Linked DNA regions of Homo sapiens: region 2 is linked to region 1. A link is an interaction called in ENCODE POLR2A ChIA-PET data of the cell type or tissue named here. Cell type or tissue: IMR-90. All regions are shown on one strand. Each heading gives the region's core, and the rest is flanking DNA. Links, peaks and the distances in the headings are about the cores only. Region 1 holds the start of BMP5 (bone morphogenetic protein 5). Region 2 has its middle 110 kb from the start of HMGCLL1.

Region 1 (6,422 bases), core at 1,682-5,681:
TAATTTTATGTCCTTAAGTCTATTGATAGGATAACATTTGCTCTCAAGAAATAATATAAAAACAATCTTAGGAACATGTAATAATATGAAGCATATTGAAAAATCTTCTGTTCATTTAAAACTATTCGGCAATGTCACCATCCATGAAAAATAATACCAAACATTTCAAAAGTTTTTGGTGACTGTATTTTATTATGCATTTCCAAGACTTCCTTAACAACTAGAAATCAAGATGGACAAAAAGCCTATGCTGCCCGTGATTACAGTTCCCTTTCAGGTTATAACAAGCAAATCTAAGTCAGATGGTAGTGGTGTAGCACTGCTCTGCCTTCCTTTGGACCACACCATATTCTCTATTTATATGTTTTTCACTCAAAGAGAGTGAACTGAAGCAATTTAATACTATAGATGCTGCTTTGTTATGCATTTGTCCATGTAGTCACCAAAAAGATTCTAGAACGTGATACCTTCCCTAAATTATCCCACTGCTTCCAGCCTCTTCAACATTCTAAGTGGCCTTATCTCCACCCTTTCCTCTTACTCCCTCCAATACAATCTAAGACAGCTTTTGCTTAAGATTTATAATTACATTCAAAGGATTTTGAATTTTGTTTTAATTTGAGAGACAATTTAGAAAGCAGATGCCATTTATATTGGGTATTTGTCTTTCGCTGCAGTCATATCTTTATATTAGGAGATTTTTCTCCTAATAGAGAGAAAGGAGAAATGTTTTCAAGGAGAAAACAACACAAAAACAAAAAGCCAAAAGTGAAATAGAAAGGTCCTTGTGAGCAAAACAGACTTAAACGCTTCAAATTTTTTCAGAGCAAGTTTCTTTTAAAAAGCCAAAAAAAAAAAAATTGGTTGATTGGACATAGTTGGTTTATATATCAATGAACGAAATGTGTCAGATTTTAATGAGGGAAAGAGAAAAATGATCAGAAAGAATGACAGTGCAGAAATACTTCTTACATGAATTGCATTGTCTCTGTTCCTTACCAGAAGGTTCCTAACATTAGGATATACCCAGGGAAATACTACATTGTGAAAGGTAGATTTTTACAAGGCTCCTTTTTTTTTTCTTTGAAATGTGCTTATCTTTAGACACAATTTTTGTGATGCCCTGGGTGTTTTTCCTGTCCCCATGTCTTCTTTCTCAGCATATGCTTATTCCGTATGTTCAATGCCTTATACAACTTTAAATACATACTCTGAAATTTGGAATGTTTATACTTTTCAGTTGCAAAATACTTTATCCTTCAAATTGCTCTCACATACAAGTCTACCTGAGAATTCAAATGATGGAGTAAAATACATATACTTTTAATTGAAAATGAATCTGACTTTTTGTTTGGCGATTACTATTTCCTCTTTATTCCTGGAAGGCTTTTTCTTTATTTTCTTTCTCTCACTGCACAAGTTGATCTTTTTGAAAAATGAGTGTTTGCCAAATCTAGTCTGAGTTGGAAGGGAAGGTCGGCGGGAAGGGTGATTACTTAATATTCTGACTAAGAATACTAGCAACTGATTTCCAATATAGAGGTAGGCTATATGCCTGGTGAAACAATTAAATTATAATTACACTGATTGATATTATAAATCATGCTTTGGGAAAATGAGTTTTTAAGACTTGTGATGCCTAGTCTCATTTTTATTTTTCACATGTATCTTAGAACAAAAATCCACACATATGGAAGATAGTAAGAGTTGTTTCTTCCTCTAGTGTGGTAAATTTTTACTTTGTAACTCTATGCTGTGCTCTAGAGACAAATGAAGCAAATTCATAACTTTGATGATATATTTTAAAATATTGAGAACTGTAGCCTGCTTTATCTAGGATGTTTTGTAAATGCAGAGAAACTTTTTGTCTTGAAGTAATTGATTTGACTTTGTTTCTTAGTTTGGTTTGGATGTTAAATAAGCAATGTCAAGAATTTTAGCCATTTAAACTATTTCTTTTTGAAGTGGTATTTCTTAACTTACTTTCAACCTGCACTATTGCTATTCTTTGTGATATCTATTTTACAAGGGTGTTGCATGTATGTCAGCATTTGCATCTGCTACTGTGGCATCCTACATGACTATTAATAATTAAATTTCAGTAAAGCAAATATTAAATAGCAACATCAAGTTTTCGTGCAATAACTTTGTATAAGAAAATGATGCGTACAATAAGATTCTGCAAACCCTTTCAGTATTCTGCATTCACCAATAACTGAAGACTTCTAAGAAATATGACTTTTCTTTATACATTCAGAGGAAATATTTAAAAAGAAACAAGAAACCAGGCGCCTCTAGGTAGAGTAAAGGAAAAACATTAAAATTTCATAACAGCTCTAGAATTTGCTCGATAAATTTACATTGGTATCAGCATACTATCCCAGACAATGAAAGTATTGTGAGCCCTAAGGTTAAGTGAGAGCCTGTAAGGAAAATTATAGCTGCACAAAAACATTGTAGACTTCCAAATTTTAAAGGCATTAAACATTAAGGATAAACACATACTTTGCTCATTTCCTTGGATTAAGTATGGTATTTTAGAAAGGTGTGCATTTTCCCCATTTTACCCATCAAATTTTAAAAACTCAAATTTCAATCTGCATGTAGTCATGACGATTTGATTTGTGTTTATTTGCATGGGTTAAAACAAGTCAAAGTATTGAATACAATTTATGGGAAATATCTAATTTGTAAGTCTGTGTATATTTCAACTGAAATAACTTAAAAGTTATGAATCATGACACTACATCTTAGGATATTTGTATTTCAACTTTCTGCTTAAAATTTTAATACTTAAAGACACTTAAAGCTAGGTTATCTAATTACTGTTATTGAATTATTACAACTACTATTTTGGCAGCTAGAATATATTTATTAGTGATTAATTGTCTGCTGTATTTTATTTTAAAAGGATCTGGCTGTCATTAAGAAACAGTGAATTAACCTCAATTTACAACTCATCCTTTTATTTTTTAAGAAGTGCATTTTAATGACTTACAAAAACTAGAAATAATCTCAAATACAGAACCGAGATTCATCAAGCTAACTTAGGCACAACCTGAGACTTAATACAGAAGTGTATTAAGTACATGTCACTGAAAAAAGATCTAAAGAAGTACTATGTAAAATGGATGGCAAAATTTTCAGTGTACTACTTGAAAACTGCCTTTTATTTCCCCTAGAATTTGTATGTCCCATGCATCACTGTTTCATGTTAGATGCGTGGTTATAAAATTGTGAAAATGGAGACTTTTCTGGTAGCAAAAGGGTTAAGTTCTTTTTGCTTTACCAGTTTCAAATTACAATGAGAAGCCTCTTCTTTCCCAGCAGGGTTGTGCTTACACTACTCTTTAGATCTCTCTTGAAGAGGGCTGGTATATTTGTGCCTGCTGGAGGTGGAATTAACAGTAAGAAGGAGAAAGGGATTGAATGGACTTACAGGAAGGATTTCAAGTAAATTCAGGGAAACACATTTACTTGAATAGTACAACCTAGAGTATTATTTTACACTAAGACGACACAAAAGATGTTAAAGTTATCACCAAGCTGCCGGACAGATATATATTCCAACACCAAGGTGCAGATCAGCATAGATCTGTGATTCAGAAATCAGGATTTGTTTTGGAAAGAGCTCAAGGGTTGAGAAGAACTCAAAAGCAAGTGAAGATTACTTTGGGAACTACAGTTTATCAGAAGATCAACTTTTGCTAATTCAAATACCAAAGGCCTGATTATCATAAATTCATATAGGAATGCATAGGTCATCTGATCAAATAATATTAGCCGTCTTCTGCTACATCAATGCAGCAAAAACTCTTAACAACTGTGGATAATTGGAAATCTGAGTTTCAGCTTTCTTAGAAATAACTACTCTTGACATATTCCAAAATATTTAAAATAGGACAGGAAAATCGGTGAGGATGTTGTGCTCAGAAATGTCACTGTCATGAAAAATAGGTAAATTTGTTTTTTCAGCTACTGGGAAACTGTACCTCCTAGAACCTTAGGTTTTTTTTTTTTTTAAGAGGACAAGAAGGACTAAAAATATCAACTTTTGCTTTTGGACAAAAATGCATCTGACTGTATTTTTACTTAAGGGTATTGTGGGTTTCCTCTGGAGCTGCTGGGTTCTAGTGGGTTATGCAAAAGGAGGTTTGGGAGACAATCATGTTCACTCCAGTTTTATTTATAGAAGACTACGGAACCACGAAAGACGGGAAATACAAAGGGAAATTCTCTCTATCTTGGGTTTGCCTCACAGACCCAGACCATTTTCACCTGGAAAACAAGCGTCCTCTGCACCTCTCTTTATGCTGGATCTCTACAATGCCATGACCAATGAAGAAAATCCTGAAGAGTCGGAGTACTCAGTAAGGGCATCCTTGGCAGAAGAGACCAGAGGGGCAAGAAAGGGATACCCAGCCTCTCCCAATGGGTATCCTCGTCGCATACAGTTATCTCGGACGACTCCTCTGACCACCCAGAGTCCTCCTCTAGCCAGCCTCCATGATACCAACTTTCTGAATGATGCTGACATGGTCATGAGCTTTGTCAACTTAGGTATGTTGTTCATTTGTTTGTTAATCTATGTTATTACAAAGTGGAAGTTTTCCCTAATGGTAAAGGAGCTGCTTGGTAGGTGGTCATGTTTATATAAAGACATTTTCTCTAACTCTCCTGTTTAGCTTCTGTTTTCTTTCTTTCATTGATGCCTTAGGCAAAAAGTCATATATATATATTTAATATGAATAGTTAAATTTAAACACTTATAGTGTGGGTCTTTTCAGATCTTGTTAAAATTTCAACCTCGCTTAAATATATGAATGCAAAGGCAATAGTCTAAAAACAGGGAAATTTATGAGGATAGCTATGCTATGGGCAACAATAAAAAAAAGAAGCACTTACAGATGGGAAAGTAAAAGTGACATTCGGAAGCACTTTTTTTTTAAGTGATTTAAAGCACATGTAAGTATATATTCACATACTACTTAAAAATCTCTCATCTAGGGGAGGCAACTACTGTAAAAATATAGAGGTAAAATTAACCAAGATTGAATAGCACCATAAAAGATTACTATCAAGGAATCAAGGAAGGGATTCTGAAATTCTATAGTAAATATTTCAGAAATAAAGTTTCAATCTAACAGTTCTTAACTGTAATGAGTAAAGTATGTTATAGCTACTTGATTTTTTTCACAGGCAAGAAAAATGTAAAACATGCTTTAGTGGTCTTTATCTATACAAAATTTTCCTTCTATATGAGATAAAATATTTGAAATTTTCTGTAAACCACAACAATATTAATGAGAAAATTTTAAAATTATGTTTTAGTTGTAGCTGGTACTTCATGGTGGTTTTTAAATACTGATAATGTCAAATGATAATTTAGTTCCCAATATTCCCTCTCACAATAATATTATGGATTACCAATTTCAAATTATTTTATAAGGGCTGTTGTTTTCTTTAAATGTTTTAGTAAAAATTGAAGGTGAAATTTACTATCTCTGGCAGTCAAAGGAAAATAACATCGAATATATTTTATGTTTGAAGATTAAAAACTCTATCAACAAATTTAATCCACTGGGAAGAATTGAGAACTTTATGATGTTATAGCTTTTAGAACTTTGTTTTAAAAATGCAATCTGCTTTGACTTAAAATTAACATGTTTTATTAAACACTTAATTAAAAACTTCCTCATGTAACATCTCAAAGGAAATATTCTTTGAAAAGTCAGATTATCAACAAATCTTAATAACACATGGATGCTTTTATAATATATGTTGCTTAATATACTCTGCTCATTTGCTCTTAGCAATCCTAGCATGAAGGATAAGGTACTTAATAAATCGTACGTTTTATGTTGCTAGAGACAAAGGTCTCATTATTAAGTGAGTAAGTCATAATTTGTTGCACTAATCAGGTGTCCTGGAGGCCTTTTCTTCTACGTATAATTAACAGACTTCACATGGAACTTTTTAGTCATTAAAATATAGCTTAATTTCAAATTAATGTGATTGCTTTTACCTAGTATAAGGGATATGCAAGTGTAGCTTGTGGTACATTTTGCTTTGTAACATTTCTAAAGTATTATTCAAGAATTTAAAGTAGTTTAAATATTTTAATAGAAAAATTTCAACCTAGCAAAATTTATATATTCATAAACCATTGAGAAAATCAGGTCATATCATCTAAAATCTGACAAAGAAGCATATGTATGTTACATATTTTAATAAACGATAGCTCAGTCATGAATGTCATAATATATTTTATTAGAATTGCTCTGATCATTCACAAGAGAAGTGTAAGCATGATTTTTGGATTTATGTGTTTACTTTTTATAAATCTACATAGAGTAAGAAAGTCAAAACCAATAATAGTTTTATTCATTGATTCCTATAACTTTTTTATTATTGAGAAACAC
Region 2 (6,422 bases), core at 1,043-5,042, 180 kb after region 1:
TGGTTTTTTATATTATTTATTCCTCCCATAGTCCAGATAATAGCAGTAGACCCCCACAGCATTCCCCTTTTCTGAAGGTAAATATTAAAACAGTATAATTTAATATTATAGTGGAGAAAGAATTATCTTTCCGTTTCATAAATTTTAAAAGTGTTGCCTTCACAATAGAGGCCTATCAACCTTGAAAAATGAGTGATGATATTTATAATGTATTTTTAAATTTTTTTCTAAAATTATTCAGTTAATAAACATTAGTCACCAATTATCTACAGGCACTATGTTCTAAAGGTGAAAACCTTGGTTAGACAGCCCTTCTCATATACCCCCATAGCCTCCTATACTTTTCAAGTACACATCACAGGATCCTATATTGTAATTGCCTGTTTACTTGCTTGAGTTGTTCACCAGATTATATGCATCATGAGGGTGAGGATTGGTAGCTTCTATTTTCCCTCTTATCTCTAGCATTTAGCACAGTGCTCATAACCAAGCAGTTTAGTATATAACTCAAGATGAATGAATTACAAATCTCAAACAAGATCACTGACATTTTAGATAGAGAAATAAACATCCATGTAACCGGTTAAAAATTCTATGGTTGGGTAATATGTTGAGAGGTTATTTTGTGGTTCATCTTTGTTGCCACAGAGACAGCAAAATATAGCAGGTACATTTGCCTTCTTAAAGGAGCTCAAAAGTATAGATCTGTGTTCAGAATTCTAGGTGCCGTTTTAGTGGATTGGAAAATAGGAACTCCTATGTATTTCTGGGAATGTCTTGATAATAATCCCTATGCAGATTGTATCATAGAAGATGAAGTCCATTGGGAAACTCACTCTAGGAACTGAGTAAGTAAAAATACTTAAGCCAAACCTGAGTCCCTCCCTCCCAGGGTTAAAGAGGAATAGCTCTGTACTGTGCCTATGGAGCCTGGACACTCAGCCATGGTTAGAGAGCTTGAGACTTTTTTATTTTGCATGGATGGAGAGAGCCATTTGAATGAGCCTGAGGGCCTGGGCATTCTCAACGAAGGCAAGATGACCCTTGTCTACCCAGCCTAAATACCTACAAATCCTTAGTGACTACAGCAGTTCTCTAATAATGGCTTTTATTGGGATCTCCTGACATTGAGAGCTTGGAATCAAATTTAATGTGCTGCAAAATATTCTCGAGTAACCAACTTTATTAACTACAAGTGAAATGATTTAGGAGAGGTCAGAGAACAATTATTTTTCCAGGGGCCTTAGTTTTGGAGGAAGGGATATGTAACTTAGCAGAAATCCTTAAGCTTCGATTAGAAATAGGAGGAGAAAAGAGCATTTGAGGGTGAGGGAAGAGTATAAGTAAAAATAGAGAGGTTAAAAAAAGTATGTTGAAAGAAAAACATTTAGTTTGGTGCTGCTAAAGCGGTGGTTACTGGTATTTGTTGGGCCTGAGAACCATCTGGAATGTTTCCATAGATAGTATGTATATCAGGCTCCTAAATGGGACAGTCTGAATAAGCATGCCTGGAATGGAACTCTATGATGTAGATCTTGAAGAAGTTTTGCAGGTGTGTCTGCATTCAAAAAGGTGAAAAACATAAGGATAGAAGGTTAAATTAGCAGAAAAGAATAAGACGTCAGTCAAAATCCAGATAAAATTGGATTTTCAAGACTGTTGAACAATCTGCTCAAAAGTTAGGACTTTGAATGAAGAAAGTTTCATCTTTCTGTTTATTTTATGGATATGTATCATTTTCGTGTTTTATATTGTCACTCATCTTTAACACTTAGAACCACCCCCACTTCCTTCCTTTCTTCCTTCCTTTATTTCTTAACAAACACATATCGAATACCTATTATATGTTAGACAAAGGTTTAAGGATGTGGATATAAAAATGTGATTTATGATTTCAAGATTTCTTAGTGTGATTCTCTTAATACTTTACTAGACTCTGTAAAAATTATGTCATGGTTAACAATTTAGAATTTATAACAACTGGTTACTTGTATAGGAAAGTTTAACCTATTTCCAAGAGAAAACAATATTTTCCCACAAAGACATTGAACATTTTTACCTCTGAAAGCAAAATTTTGCCTTTCAAAGACATCTAAAGAAGGAAAATACTAACCTCATTACATTATAAGATCTTTGTTATGAAATTCTAAATGAACCTTCTAAATACTTTGTACCTTGGCTGGCCTTTCTAATTTAAATATTTACTATACATGATGAGTATCTTAAGAAATTTCACACTTAAAAGGCTCTTAAAGAGTAGTGGTTTAAATAGTTTTTGACAGTGACTTGTTTTACATAACTTGAAATATTCAATATGTGTGTGGGTGCATGTATTATGCACTTACAGACAGAATTACACTTACAAATGACTTTGGCTTCAGATTCAGACCTCAGAAAATGACTTAATTCCATAACCTGACACTTTCCACTGCTATAGGTTAATCTTCTATAAACTCATTTTGAAATGATATGTTATGGTTATCCCAAAACTCCTTAAAGTAGACATATCTCAAAAGTCTGAAATGTTAATCATGAGAACTAAAAGAACTCATTTTTCCCCAAAAGAAAATTTGATCTGTCGCCAAAGCCAAATAAATATTTTCTATAAAATGCTGAAATAATGTATGGAAAAATCTGTGAAACTAAAACCTCCATACAATCTAAGTTAAATGCCCATATTTATTTATATAAGGAGAGTGACCCTCAGTGTATAGAAGATACCTCTTTTTGTGACTGTGGGTTTTTTTTTTTTTTTTTTTTTTAAATGAAGGCAACACTGCATGGCCTGCATTCTACTTAATTAAAAGCTATAGTGGGCCTTCCCAGATGTTAAAGGGGCCTGAGCTGAATAAAGTGTTGACATCAGATGAATGGGCGAGGCCACCTGCTAGCTCCACTCTTGGCTTTGTGGATGATTTGCATTCCTGTGGCCTGTTGCTCGGCATGACCACTCTCAGCACTTCACAGCACCATGGCCTGTTTAATATCATGGATGCCTTCCAGTCATGAAGTCTCTCTTCTATATTAACATCAGCACACAATAGCAAGGGGCCCATTCCATGATTTCTTTGCTCAGAGTATGATGTTTTTACTTAATTTAGACCACATAAAAGAAAAGGAAATGCTTTTCTACAGGCTGGATTAAGATAAAATAAACTTCTCCTTGCCTAAAATCATTAACAGATCAATTGTTCTTTCATGAAGACAATGCTCCTTATTTTAATTGGCAAATAGTATAAATTAGATTAAAAATATAACTTGACCTTAGTAAGCACAGAATGTTTCAATTTTATTTCTTTGTTCGTCAATTTAAGATAAGTCACTCAAGAGTGTTTAGATTAGACTGTAAAGGCTGGGATGGTAATAGTCTATAAACCTAGGAAATTCCATGTTTCATAGAGGAGAAATAGTAGGCTGCAACAGAAGTGAAAGGGATAAATCATAACATTACAATCTAGAGTATATTAAGAACAAAAAGAGAAAGAAAGGTATTATGGGAGGCACTTGCAAACAATTGATTTTAAATTATTTTTTCACCCAATTTAATGTTCAATTATTTTAATTTTGGTGAAGTATACAAATATAAAGTGTACATAAAATGTACCATTTTAACCATTTTTACATGTACAGAAAGTCATTTTGTACAAAGTGGTCAATTCATCAGAAGGACATAACAATCCTAAAGTTTATGTTCCTAATAGCAGAGTTTCAGAATACATAAAGCAACAACTAGAAGTACAATGAGTAAGAGACAAATTTATAATTGCAACTGGAGATTTTAATATCCCTCACTCAATAATTGACAGAGACAATAGGCAGAAAATCAGCACAGACATAGAAAACTGAATAACAACAACCAACTTGACTTAATTAACATTTCTAGAACATTTTATCTAATAACATAATACACGTTATTTTATATGAGCATGAAATACTTACTAAGATAAATCATGAGATAGATTTGGTATGTGAAACAACTCTCAATGAATACAGAATCATTAAGGGAATACACAATGTATTCTCTAACCATGGTGGAACTAAATTAGCAATAAATAGTAGAAATTAATCTATAAAATCCCCAAGTATGAGGAAATTAAGAGACTCCTAAATAACTGATGTGTCAAAAAATACATAGAAGAGCATTTATTTATTTATTTTTTAAGATATGGGATCTTGTTGCATTGCCCAGGCTGGAATTGGAACTCCCAAGCTCAAAGTATTCTCTGGGCTCAGCCTCCCAAGTATCTGGGACTACATGTGTGTGCCACCACACTGGGGTCAGAAATTATTTTTAACTGAAAAAAAAATAGCAAATATAAACACAAAATAGCAACATTCCTGGGATACTGAAAAAGCACTACAAAGAGGAAAATTGACTGCACTAAAGAGTTCAAATCAATGATTTCAGTTTCCACCTTAAGAAACAAACATGCACAAAAAATAAGAAAATAATGACACAGTCAACATTAATGAAAGAGAAAACAAAATGAAGACAGTAAACCAATGAAACCCAAAACTGTCTCTTTGAAAATATTTTTAAAACTTAAAAACTTTTTGCCAGACTAATCTGAAAAAAGATGGAAATTGAGAAGACACACATTACCAATATCTGGAATGGAAAGATGGCCCACTAGAGATCCTACAGGTATTGAAACAACAGTTAAGAGAACATTGTAAACAACTGTATGATAATAGATTAGTCAAATTAAATAAAATAGACACTTTTATTTTTTTGAAACAGAGTTTCGCTTTTGCGGCCTAGGCTGGAGTGCAGTCGTGTGATCTCGGCTCACCGCAACTTCTGGCTCCCGGGTTCCAGGGATTCTCCTGCCTCAGCCTCCAGAGTAGCTCCATGCCTGGGATTACAGGCATGCACCACCATGCCCAGCTAATTTTGTATTTTTAGTAGAGACAGGGTTTCTCCATGTTGGTCAGGCTGGTCTCAAACTCCCGACCTCAGGTGATCCACCCACCTCGGCCTCCCAAAGTGCTGGGATTACAGGCATCAGCCACCGTGCCCGGCCGAAATAGACACTTGTTTGAATAACACAAACTGCCAAAGTGTATTCAAGAAAAAATAGCCTGAATGGTACTATGTGTATAAATTAAAATTGTAGTAAAAAAATGTTTCTACAAGAAAACTTCAAGTTCAGATACCTTCAGAGGTGAGTTCTACTAAACATTTAAGGATAAAATAATACTAATTCTACACAGATTTTTTTAGATTCATAGTACATTCGATAAGACTAGTGTTGCATTAATATCAAAACCAAACAAAAACAGTTAAAGAAAGCAAAATTACAGACCACTCTTCCTCATAATCATAGAATCTCAAATTCTGAACAAAATTTTAGAAACTGAATAAAATAGATAGAAGGATAATGCATTTTCAGCCAAAGATATTTTATACCAGGAATGAAAGTTTGGTTTAACATTGCAAAAAATCAATATAATTCACCATATTAGTAAGTAAAAAAAGAAAAACCATATGATCATCTCAATAGATTCATCAAAAGTATTTGACAAAAATCAAGCTTCCATTCCTGATTTTAAAACAAATTTTAAAACCTCTCAGTGAAATAAGAAAAAAAGGAAAACATCTTAAAAGTGACAAAAGGGACCAACAAATATCTGGAAAGTTAACATTATACTTAATAGTGTTAAATACTTTCCCATCAAGATCAAGAACAAGACATGTATGTCAGATCTCACTACTTCTGTTCAACATTATACTAAAGATGGGAGCCAGTACCATGAGGCAAAAAGACATTGGAAGTAAAATTATATGTATTTAAGATAACATGTTCATCTACACAGAATATTCACAAAAATCCACCAAAAAATTACCAGAACTATTAAGGTATTTCATCAATATTACAGCATACAAGATCAATATGCAAAATTCAAGCATAGTTCTATTACTAATGAACAAAGGGATGTTGAAATTAAAAGTAAACCATACATTGAAAATATTAGTGCTAGGGACAAATCTGACAAAAGATGTGCAAAACCTTTAAACTGAAAACTACAAAACATTACTGAGAGACATTTTAAAAATATAAATGAGGAGATACCCCTTGGAAGAGTCAATATTGTTAATATTGTTAATTCTTTCCAAATTGATATATTCTAAAATTTGTATGGACATACAAATGAGAAAAATAACCAAAACAACTTCAAAAACGATTTTAAAAGTCCAAGAATTCATATTTGGTAATTTCAAAAAGTATAAAGTTATAGTAACCAAGACATGATACTGTTATCAAGATATTTTTATTTCAAAAAGAATTTGAAGTCAAACAATTAAGAATTCAGAAACAGATCCACCTAGGTATTGACAACTAATTTTTGACAATGCAAAGGAAATTCAGAGAACAATGACAGCCTTTTCAACAAATGGTGGGGGAACAACTGAATATCCA

The links. ChIA-PET counts read pairs that join two places held together with the same protein. Peaks named below come from ENCODE experiments on the same cell type or tissue, not always from the same donor. Only the 100,000 strongest peaks of a DNase experiment are listed, where the experiment ranks them.
Region 2: POLR2A ChIA-PET joins it to region 1 with 6 read pairs; 2 of 35 experiments call an interaction of 5 or more read pairs at or near these places.

What each region holds. Positions count from the first base shown.
Region 1 is chr6:55,872,514-55,878,935 of GRCh38, reverse strand. It overlaps BMP5 (bone morphogenetic protein 5), which reads left to right and starts at 3,346. Exons shown (of 7, transcript NM_021073.4): 1 at 3,346-4,560. The coding sequence starts at 4,071. In IMR-90, for the core only: no CTCF peak of the experiment used is centred there; no DNase peak of the experiment used is centred there; H3K27me3 peaks cover 150 bases.
Region 2 is chr6:55,690,870-55,697,291 of GRCh38, reverse strand. No RefSeq gene overlaps it. Among named protein-coding and RNA genes, the nearest start is that of HMGCLL1, 110 kb to the right of the region's middle. RefSeq lists an enhancer at 2,657-3,177. In IMR-90, for the core only: no CTCF peak of the experiment used is centred there; a DNase peak (open chromatin) is centred at 2,931.